Regions from separate parts of the Homo sapiens genome. Here region 1 is linked to region 2. The links are chromatin loops, found by intact Hi-C in ENCODE. Cell type or tissue: PC-3. All regions are shown on one strand. Links, peaks and the distances in the headings refer to the core of each region. The heading gives the core; the rest is flanking DNA.

Evidence for each region. Hi-C counts contacts between places; a loop is a spot of excess contacts. Peaks named below come from ENCODE experiments on the same cell type or tissue, not always from the same donor. Only the 100,000 strongest peaks of a DNase experiment are listed, where the experiment ranks them.
Region 1: a loop joins it to region 2, with 11 times the contacts of the local background. A loop is called at or near these places in 1 of 110 quality-filtered maps.

What each region holds. Positions count from the first base shown.
Region 1 is chr6:152,105,500-152,111,033 of GRCh38, forward strand. It overlaps a transcript of ESR1 not described here. Among named protein-coding and RNA genes, the nearest start is that of SYNE1-AS1, 270 kb to the right of the region's middle. In PC-3, for the core only: no CTCF peak of the experiment used is centred there; no DNase peak of the experiment used is centred there.
Region 2 is chr6:151,499,678-151,505,211 of GRCh38, forward strand. All of the region lies in intron 1 of CCDC170 (coiled-coil domain containing 170), which reads left to right. Among named protein-coding and RNA genes, the nearest start is that of CCDC170, 8.4 kb to the left of the region's middle. In PC-3, for the core only: no CTCF peak of the experiment used is centred there; no DNase peak of the experiment used is centred there; H3K27ac peaks cover 282 bases.

The DNA of each region.
Region 1 (5,534 bases), core at 976-3,475, 610 kb after region 2:
ACTGCAACCTCTGCCTCCTGGGTTCAAGCGATTCTCCTGCCTCAGCCTCCCGAGTAGCTGGGATTACAGGCGAGCGCCACCACACCTGGTTAATTTTTATATTTTTAGTAGAGACAGTGTTTCACCATGTTGGGAAGGCTGGTCTTGAACTCCTGACCTCAAGTGATCCGCCTGCCTCAGCCTCCCAAATTGCTCAGATTACAGGTGTGAGCCACTGGGCCCAGCCAATTTAATTATTTTTTGAATTATTTTCTTAGTGATTGCTCAGTATGCATCTTTTTTTTTTTTTTTTTTTTTTTGAGACGGAGTCTCGCTCTGTCGCCCAGGCCGGACTGCGGACTGCAGTGGCGCAATCTCGGCTCGCTGCAAGCTCCGCTTCCCGGGTTCACGCCATTCTCCTGCCTCAGCCTCCCGAGTAGCTGGGACTACAGGCGCCCGCCACCGCGCCCGGCTAATTTTTTGTATTTTTTTTTTTAGTAGAGACGGGGTTTCACCTTGTTAGCCAGGATGGTCTCGATCTCCTGACCTCATGATCCACCCGCCTCGGCCTCCCAAAGTGCTGGGATTACAGGCGTGAGCCACCGCGCCCGGCCTCAGTATGCATCTTAATCTATCACAGTATATTTCAAATTAATAGTAACTTAAATCTGATGACATAAAATGAAAATATTTGCTCCAATGCAGCTCCATTCTCTTATTACCACATATATTATATCTATATATGCTATAAGCTCAACCATGTTATTTTATTGCCTTAAACTACTTTCTATCTTTTTAAAAAAATTGACAAGAAATGAGAAAAAAATTTATGGACTTTAGAAATACTAATCTGCGTATTTGCCAATTCCAGTGTGCCTCATTTCTTCCTGTGGATTTGAGTTACTGTCTGGTGTCGTTTTCTTTTAGCCTGAAGCAATTCATTTAGTATTTTTTGTAAAGTGGGTCTACTAGTAACGAATTATCTTGGTCTTTGTTTATCTGGTAATATATTAATTCCACCTTCATTTTTGAAGCGCGGTTTGTAGTTTTTTTGAATGTGGAATTCCTGGTTGATGATCATTGATGTTTTTGTTTCAGCACTTTTTGTTTTGCTTTGTTTTGTTTTTTGAGACAGGGTGTTGCTCTCTCACCCAGGCTGGAGTGCAGTGGCACAATCTCAGCTCACTGTAGCCTCCATGTTCCAGGCTCAAGTGATCCTTCCACCTTAGCCTCCCGAGTAGCTGGAAGTACAGGCATGTACCACCAAACCCAGCTAATTTTGTTTGTTTGCTTATTTATTTATTTATTGTAGAGATGAGGTCTCATTATGTTGCCCAGGCTGGTCTTGAACTCCTGGGCTCCAGCAATGCTCCTGCCTTGGCCTCCCAAGGTGCTGAGATTACAAGTGTGAGCCACCATGCCCTGCCCAGCACTTTGTATATATCATCCCATTGTCTTCAGGCCTCCATTGCTTCCAATACAAAATCAGAGCCACCCATGTTTTGATGCTCACCTGTATCTGACAAGTTACTTTTTCTTTATTGCTTTTAAGATTTTATCTTTGAACAGTATGACTATAATGTGTTTTGGTGTAGATCTTTTTGTATATATTCTACTTGGGAATCACTGAACCTCTTGAATGTGTAAAGTGATGTTTGTCATCAAACTTGGGAAGTTTTCAGCCATTGTTTTTTCAAATAATGTTTTTCCCCCTTCATCTCTCCCCTCCCTTGCTGAGACTCTCTTTACATATATGTTGGTATGCTTGATGTCAATCCCACAAATTTCTGAGCATTTATTTATTTTCTTTTGCCTTTTTTCCTCTCTGTTCTTCAAATTACATAATTTCTATTCATTTATCTTCCAGGGGACTGTTTTGTTTTTCTTCTGCCTTCTTGAATCTGAGGTTGAGCTCTTCTAGTGAATTTTTATTTCCATTATTGTATATTTCAACTACAGAATAAAAATTGATTTTTTAAAACTTATTTCTGTCTCTTAAGAATTCCCATTTGTTGATTCATTGTTGTCATACTCTAATTCTTTAAACATGGTTTCCTTCAGATATTTAAGCATATTTATAATAGCTACATCAAGTCTTTGCTAAATCCAGCATCTGGGAAACACATAGTTTCTTTTGACCTCTGCTATTCCTGATTGTGGGCCACATTTTCCTGTTTCTTTACATATGTCCTAATTTTTATTGAAAACTGAACATTTTAGATACCCTATTGTAGCAACTCTGGATTCTTATTCTTCCCTGCTTGTTGCTACTGCTTGATTTTGTTGTTTTTATTCATTTTTTAAATAACTCACCTGAATTAAATATATGAGACTTGCCTCTACTAGTATTTGGCTTCTGATATTTCTGCTAGGTTCTTAAATTATTATTCCTGTTTTTATTTTTAAGCCTGACTTTCTCAGAGTTGCCCCTATCTCCACAGCTGAGCGTGTATCCAATGACTAGGCTCAAACACCCTAACCCAGCAAGGCTTCTGTCCTCCACCGATGGATCTGTATGTGGCTGGAGAATGCATTCAATTTTCAGGCTGTTTTCAACTCTGACTCAATTTTTTGCTGGGCCCCTTTGCATCTCCTCTGCACATGCACACAGCCGTCATGGTCAGACAGGAGTCAGGGGCTAGCTAGCCTGGGCACACTCTGATCTCCCCTAGGCATGTTTGCAGCCTAAGCCAGGAATGTGCTTGCCACGGCCACAACCTCAAGCTAGTGAAGACATTGGCCCTGCACACTCATCCACCAAATCAAGTGAGCTCCCCTGTGACTGCAGCAACAAAGCTGTCGGTCCTTCTACCTGCCTTGTTCTGTTGCTGACCAAACTGGGGGAGGTAAGGGTGGGAGCAGCCCCAGGCAAGAATGCCACAAATCTGCACTGTACTTATACAAATTTCAGCAATTTTTCAATATAAACATTTCTCAGATTGTTATACATCTTTGGTCAACTTGCAGAGTGTTGAAATAGTTGTTTTTGTCAATTTTGTTCAACCTTATAGTTTCTTTTTGGAGTGAGGATTTACCAATACTCTCTCTCAGCCATAGCTGGGGATCTCACCTCTCCACATACCCTGTCCATCCTTTATTTCTCTTATCAGAACACCAAGGAGCAGACTTGTCTACATATGCCATGTGTTATTTCTGGGGATCAGCAAGGTTTTGAGAGAATACTGAGCAATCTATGGAGCTTTTAAATGTACCCATTGGAGTGTGCCAATGTAGGAATGCCTGACTGGGGCTGGATTACATACTAGGTAAAGAGCACATTCTCCAGTGTTAGATATTCTTAAGCCTTTGGGAACATTTAAACTCAGAATTACCACGTTTAGATTTGCTTCTCCAAAAATACAGAATGTACGTTGTATTAGCCCATTCTCACGCTGCTACAAAGAAATACCTGAGCCTGGGTAATTTATAAAGAAAAGAGGTTTAATTGGCTTACGGTTCTGCAGGCTGTACAGGAGGCATGGCAGCATCTGCTCAGCTTCTGGGGAGGCCTCAGGAAACTCAATCATGGCAGAAGGTGAAGGGGAAGCAAGGACTTCTTACTTTGCCAGGAGGAGAAGGCAGAGGGAGGTGGGGAGGCGCTACACACTTTTCAACAACCAGATCTCACAATAACTCACTTACTCACTATCACAAGGATAGCACCAGAGGGGATGGTGCTGACCCATTCAGGAGAACTCCGTCCCATGATCCAATCACCTCCCACCAGGCCCCACCTCCAACACTAGGGATTACAATTTGACATGAGATTTGACGAGGACACAGATCCAAACTACATCATACGCCTTAAATAAGTAAATTTTCATAGTTTTCATTATTTGGACTATGTGCATTAAGAAGCTAGTTTTAAGTTCACATTCGTGGTGGCTTACAGTTAAAATATTTGGGGCTGGGCGCAGTGGCTTACACCTGTAATCCCAGCACTTTGAGAGGCCAAGGCGGGCGGATCACCTGAGGTAGGGAGTTTGAGACCAGTCTGGGCAACATGGAGAAACTCCGTCTCTACCAAAAAAAAAAAAAGAAAGAAAGAAAATACAAAATTACCTGGGTGTGGTGGTGCATGCCTGTAATCCCAGCTTCTCAGGAGGCTGAGTCAGGAGAATCACTTGAATCCAGGAGGTGGAGTTTGTGGTGAGCCGAGATTGTGCCATTGCACTCCAGCCTGGGCAACAAGAGCAAAACTCTGTCTCAAACGATAACAACAACAACAAAAACAGTTGCAATATTTGTGAATACCACCAAAAGAGCAGAGCTGAGACCAGAGAAAAGATGTTCGTTCAAGACAGAGATACACTTTCTAACAGAACTGCCTATAGATAACCTGGGGTGCCGGTTGAAGGGAAGGGTGGGGAGAATTTCCTGCAACGGGAGACACCTCTGCATGGATCCATAACCATGAAGCTACAATGTTGTTGAAAAGATTCCCTCAGCAGATGGAATGTTCTTTGATTTTTCTTTCTACTGTGAGACAGCATACACACCCACATTCATACACACAAAAGCTACGTACCAGTTTTACACCACTTTTTCAGGTAATCCTCACAGCTACCATATAAGGATAAATTATTATATTTTACAGATGAAGAAACTGAAGCCTAAGGCAGTTAAGCAACTCCCAAAGGTCAGAAATCTTGTGAATGGCAGACATGAAATTAGTCTTCCTGACTTTAAACATGAGTGGTACTTCTTAGACCAGGGTTGAGCTTCCTAGGAATTACTGAGAGTTGCTGAGTACATATGGAATTTTACTCAAGGACTAGAGTGAATGTTAGTTTTGCATGTAATGCCTGTCAATGGTAGACTGGATAAGGAAAATGTGGTATATATACATCATGGAATACTATGCAGCCATGAAAAGAATGAGAACATGTTCTCTGCAGGAACATGGATGGCGCTGGAGGCCATTATCCTTAGCAAACTAATGCAGGAACAGAAAACCAAATACTGCATGTTCTCACTTATAAGTGGGAGCTAAATGATGAGAACACAGGGATACATAAAGGGGAACAACACATACTGGGGCCTATCGGGGGGTGGAGGGTGGAAGGAGGGAGACAAACAGGAAAAATAATGAATGGGTACTAGACTTAATACCTGCGCGACAAAATAATCGGTATGCCAAACCCCCATGACACACATTTACCTACATAACCAACCTGCACATGTACTCCTGAACCCAAAATAAAAGTTTTTTTCAAAAATTGCATTTAAGCAAGCTTTCACATTTTCTGAGGAGAAAGAAAAACTCATAAGAACTTTTAACGCAAAAGGAGTATTTCATCAAAGAAATATGACACCTTGGACAGGATGCTGAAAGCTATGTCCATACTCAAATCCTGGAGAAATGTGTCCCGGTTGTCTTTCTGGTGGGCAGCCGTTGGGTAGGGAAGCTTGAGGAGCACTTCCACCATCTTCCTGGCACCTGGGGGTGCCAGTGCTCTTGGTTTCTGAGGCCCCTTTCCTGCCTCTGCTTCCTGCTGAGGAGTGGTTTTCCTCTGTACCTTGGCACCAGGAGGAGCTCTATTTCTAGCCGATGA
Region 2 (5,534 bases), core at 1,264-3,763:
ATAAGTGGAATCAGACTGTATTTGTCCTTCAATGACTGGCTTATTTCACTTAGCATAATGTCCTCAACGTTTCTTCATGATGTAACATGTATCAGAATTTCCTTCCTTTTTAAGCTTGAAATATATTCCATTGTATGCATATGTCATGTTCTGTTTATCCATTCATCTGTCTCTGCACACTTGTGTTGTTTCTATCTTTTGGCTGTTGTAAATAATGCTGCTATGAAAATGAGTGAACCAATATCTCTGTGAGACCCTGCTTTCAATTTTGAGGGATATATACCCGAAGTGAAATTGCTGGATCCTATGGTAATCCTATTATTACTTTTTTGAAGAACTGCCACTGTTTCCGTAGTGGCTGCACACATTTTACATTCTCACCAGCAGTGCACAAAGGTTTTCATTTCTCCACATCCTCACCCCCACTTGTTATTTTCTGTGTGTTTTCTTCCTTTATTGTAGCCTTTCTAATGGGTATGAGGTAGTATCTATTTCCACTTTTTAAAGAACCATTTCCTCCCTCTTCTGGTTTGCTCTGTTTTTTTTTTTTTTGTTCTACTCCTTTTTCTCAAAATCAAGTTTAAGAAGAGATCTGACTCTAGTTGCATGTCTTCATATGAACTTAAGTCAGAAGCCTTCTCTAGATATAAAGAAAACCAATCTCCACCCCACCACCCCCAAAAAGAGAATATAGAGAAAAAGAAACAGAAGGAATAGGGAAAAAAGAAAACATAAATTATAGTTGAAAGAAATACAAACATATCAGTAATTATGATAAATATATATGGAGAAAATGCTTAGTTAACTAAGAAAAGCCATATTGCATTAAAAAAATCTAAATATATACTATTTATGAAAGACACATTTAAACAAAAAGATATGGGAAGGTTGAAAGTAAAAGTGTATAAAAATGTGTATCAGGCACATAACAACCAAAATAAAATTGATTGGCTATATTAATATTATGCAAAATACTTTAACACAAGAAAAGCATTAGTAGTGGTAAAGAGAGTCACTAAATAATGATAAAAATTTCATTCATCAGGTAGTTGTAATAATTCTAAATGTATATGTTCCTAAGAACACAGCATCAAAATAGAAAAACAAAAATTGGCAGAAGCAAAAATCTATAAGGACAAATAGACAAATCCACAACTAAAGAGAATATTTTAAACATATCTCTTAGTATTTTGTAGATCAACCAGACAAAAATTTGGTAAGAGAGCTGCTAAAAGTGCTAAAATGCAAATTTGGTGACGTCACTGTGAAGAATAGAAATATGTAAAATATTTGGGATGTGGCTGTAAAAATTAACAGGATTATTTTTCCCCAATTACCCAAGGGAATAAATGCCTTTTGTCTATGAAATAATAAGCCAGACAAAAGCTTAGAAATTGTACTCTATTGGTAGGAAGTGAATTAGATGAGTAATTAAATGTTTCCCCTTGTTTTAAATTAAAATGCTTTATACTATTAAAAATAATGACTATCTAATTATGAGCAAACGTTAGACAAACCCACCTTGAAGGATATTCTACAATATGTTGACCAGGACTCTTCAAAAGTGTCAAGGTCAGGATTTGGGGAGACTAAGGAAAAATGAAAACTAAATGGCTTCTGGACTAGAAAAAGGACATTAGTGAAAAAAAAACTGATTATATTGGAATAAGGCCTATTACTTAGTTAATAGTGTTGTAACAATGTCAATGTCTTGGTTTTAATAGATTACCTTAGTTGTATAAGTCGTTATTATTAGGGGAAGCTGGCTAGAGGGCATATAGAAACTCTGTTTTGTTTTGTAACTTTTTTGGAATTCTAAAATTATTTCAGAATAAAAAAGTCTCAATAAATGATAACCAGTTAATCCGTTTACACATCCAACTTCATTTTAGCTTTAACATTTAGTTTCTCTTGGTATCTATCTGCTCTTTGACCACCTGGCTTTAGAGATGAGATAAAATCTTCAAAGAAAAGGTAGGGGAGAGCTTTTTGAATGCCAAACTTTTTCTTTGCATATTTTAAAGAGACTGCTTGTGTATTTACTTACTGTTACCAAATATAATGTGTAGTGTATTTCAAACAATAGTGAATACTCCTTGGTTTGTACTTGAATTGAGTTGACTAATAATTATAAAGACTTACTTTTTTCCATGTTCAAGGACAACTTGATTTTTTTTAATTGAAAAAGGGAGTAACATTTGCTGAGCCAGGAATTATTTATGCTATGCTCTTTTACCCAAGGTTTCCTTATTTCTTTGTTTTGCTTCCAACTTTCTTTCCTTTGATATTGGTGCTTTGGTGGCTTTGATCTAAGGCAGAGAAGTTCAAAGGCATTGCTGAGGCAGACCAGTAGCACCTCATTCTTTCTCTTACTGATACCAGCACAGCTATTGCTGATAGTTTATATATCTACATGTTCAGATATTGCTCATAAAAATAACTGTCTAAACCAGGCATGGTGACCCATACCTGTAATCCCAGCAACTCAGGATACTGAGACTGGAGGATCGCTTGAGCCCAAGAGTTTAGAGACTGCAGTGAACCACGATCACGCCACTGCACTCCAGGCTGTGTGCAGAGCAAGACTTTGACTCTAAAAATAATAATGACAATAATAATTAGTAAATAATAAATCAATAAATATCTGAGTTCCCTCATTAGTGCCATAGGGAGTGGGTCAGTCTCATAAAAATAAATATCTGAATTATATTTCTGAGTAACTGAAATGACTTCCTTTTCATTGACTGAATTTCCCTTATGCTTTTCTTCTTGAATCTTCCTTATTAGCTTCATATAAAAATGCATTTTTCAGCATATTAAGGCCATCATAGTCTAACCTCAATATCTGTGCAAGAAGGAACAATTTTAAGACTTGACTATAATTGTCCCATTTCCCTAAGTCTTTTCTACTTCAGACTAAAAGAAATGGATAGTTGAACACTGAAAAGGAACTCTTATTGTTGAAATCTTATGAATGTTTGGAGTAAGCAAAAATGAAAACTCAGGAGGAAATGGGAACCATAAATATTCTGCTTAGTGAATCATACATTGTATTAGTCACCCACTTGACAAACATTTATTGAGTCTTAGGCACTCTGTTAGGCACTGAAGATAAAGAACTTTTTTCCTTGACCAACTCTAAAATGAGTGCCCATTTTCAAGCAGGTGCTCTTTTAGATACGGTCCCCCTTTCACAAAAGTTATATCCGCGGCCAGGTGCGGTGGCTCACGCCTGTAATCCCAGCACTTTGGGAGGCTGAGGTGGGAGGATCACGAGGTCAAGAGATGGAGACCATCCTGGCCAACATGGTGAAACCCCGTCTCTACTAAAAATACAAAAAATCAAAAAATTAGCTGGACATGGTGGTGCGCACCTGTAGTCCCAGCTGCTCGGGAAGCTGAGGCAGGAGAATTGCTTGAAACCGGGAGGCAGAGGTTGCAGTGAGCCGAGATCACGCCGCTGCCCTCTGGCCTGGCGACAGGGCGAGACTACATTTAAAAAAAAAAAGTTATATCCTGGTGTGAGAAATAGATTTTTAAAAAGTAAACAAATAGACAAACAAGGTAATTTTAGAGTGTTAAGTCCTTTGAAAAGAAAATAAAGCAGAATAACAGGATGGAGATGGAATGGGGTGAGGGCTAAAGTCTAGTCTGGGTAGGGTGGGTAGGGTTGGCTCCCCAAGGAGATAACATGCTGAATTGGAATAGTCTTAGAAACAGCAAGAGCGGTGCCAGGCCCTTGGGTGGGAATGAGCTTGATGTGTTTATTTTTATTTTTATTTTTATTTTTTTGAGGTGGAATCTTGCTCTTGTCACCCAGGCTGGAGTGCAATGGTGCGATCACAGCTCACTGCAACATCCGCCTCCCAGGCTCAAGCAATTCTCCTGCCTCAGCCTCCCGAGTAGCTGGGGTTACAGGCATGCACCACCACGCCCAGCAAATTTTTGTATTTTTAGTAGAGATGGGGTTTCACCATGTCGTCCAGGCTGGTCTTGAACTCCTGAGCTCAGGTGATCCACCTGCCCCAGCCTCCCAAAGTGCTGGGATTACAAGGGTGAGCCACCGCGCCCAGCAATGTGTTTAGAAAGAGTGCAGTTTGTGGAATGTTCCTCGATTTGGGTATATCTAATGTTTTCTCATGATTAGATTCAAGTTAATCATTTGGGGCACTTTTGGCAATTGGATAAGAGGTGTGTTTTTCTCAGTGCATTGCAGATGGAACCTTGTGCCAGAAGACAAAAAAAGGCTGCAAAACTGTTCCAGATTCAACAGACTAAATATACTTGGCAGCTACATGCAATGCATTTATTGTTTCTCTAAGGAACATTATTGAGATAATTGGTGAATAATATAGTGTCATTGTTAAATTTCTTGAATTTGACAGTTGTATGAAGAGGAATGTCCTTGTTCTTAGAAAATACAAGCTGAAGTGTTTAGAGGTAAGGGACCATAGTGTGTGCAAATTGCTCACAAATGATTCAGCAATCATATTGTAATATACGCATAGAGAAAGGAATACATCAAATGTAGCACAATGTTCTCACAATTGGTTAATCAAAGTGAAACATACTTGAGTTCCTTGGATTATTCTTGCAACTTTTCCGTAGGATTGAAATAAAAATGAAAAAAAAATTATGTGCCAGGCAACAAATGGAGTTAAAAAGTAGAAGGCATTGTTTCACTCCAACTATGGAGCTTACTTACAGTTGAGTTAGGTAAATAGTAATTGGTAATAAATAAAATTTTTACCAATTTTACCAATAAAAAATAATTGGTAATAAATAAAATTTTTACCAATTTTACCAATAAAAAATAATTGGTAATAAATAAAATTTTAAAAAGGAAGAAGGCAAGCATCACTAGAGTAAATATATGGTCTCAGAGAAGGACCTAGAGGGACAGACACAATGAACAAACAGAATTACACAGTGTGCTGTAGCAGACCAGGGAGGGACGAGGGATGGGAAGTTTTGCTGAGGTTACTGGGGCAATGGTGGTGATGGTCAGGGGGTAATGCTGACCTTGATGTGCCATCAGGACATGCAAATGATGGTCACTAGACGGTTGGAAATGTCAGTCTCTAGTTAGAGATGCAGATTTGGGAGCTACTAGATACTGGAAGTGGCTGAGATCGCAGGAGGGCATGAAGTAAACCGGTGAGAATGTCCCAGTGATGAGGAGAGAGCGTCGAGGACAGAACCCAGCAAATATCAAGTTGTGAGTGGGTGAAGGAAGTGAGCTGCAGTAGGGACTGAGTGGAGGGCTAGAGAAGTGGGAAAAAGGAGAGACGCTCAGTAGAGAATGGGGGCGTGAGAGTAAGGAGGATTCCCCAGCAGTAAGTGATTTGTGTGTCAAGGCCCAAAAAGGAGGTCAAGTCAGGTAGAGAGTAAAAAGTGTCACCTGGACTTGGTGGCCCGCGGAGCTGCCCGCTGGCCTCCTGGGCACTTCTCTTAGTCTTTGTCATTCATTCTACTCCTAGGAGCTGTGCTGCCCGCAGACCTTCTCTGAGAGGTTCCCTTCTCAGTGGCCTGCA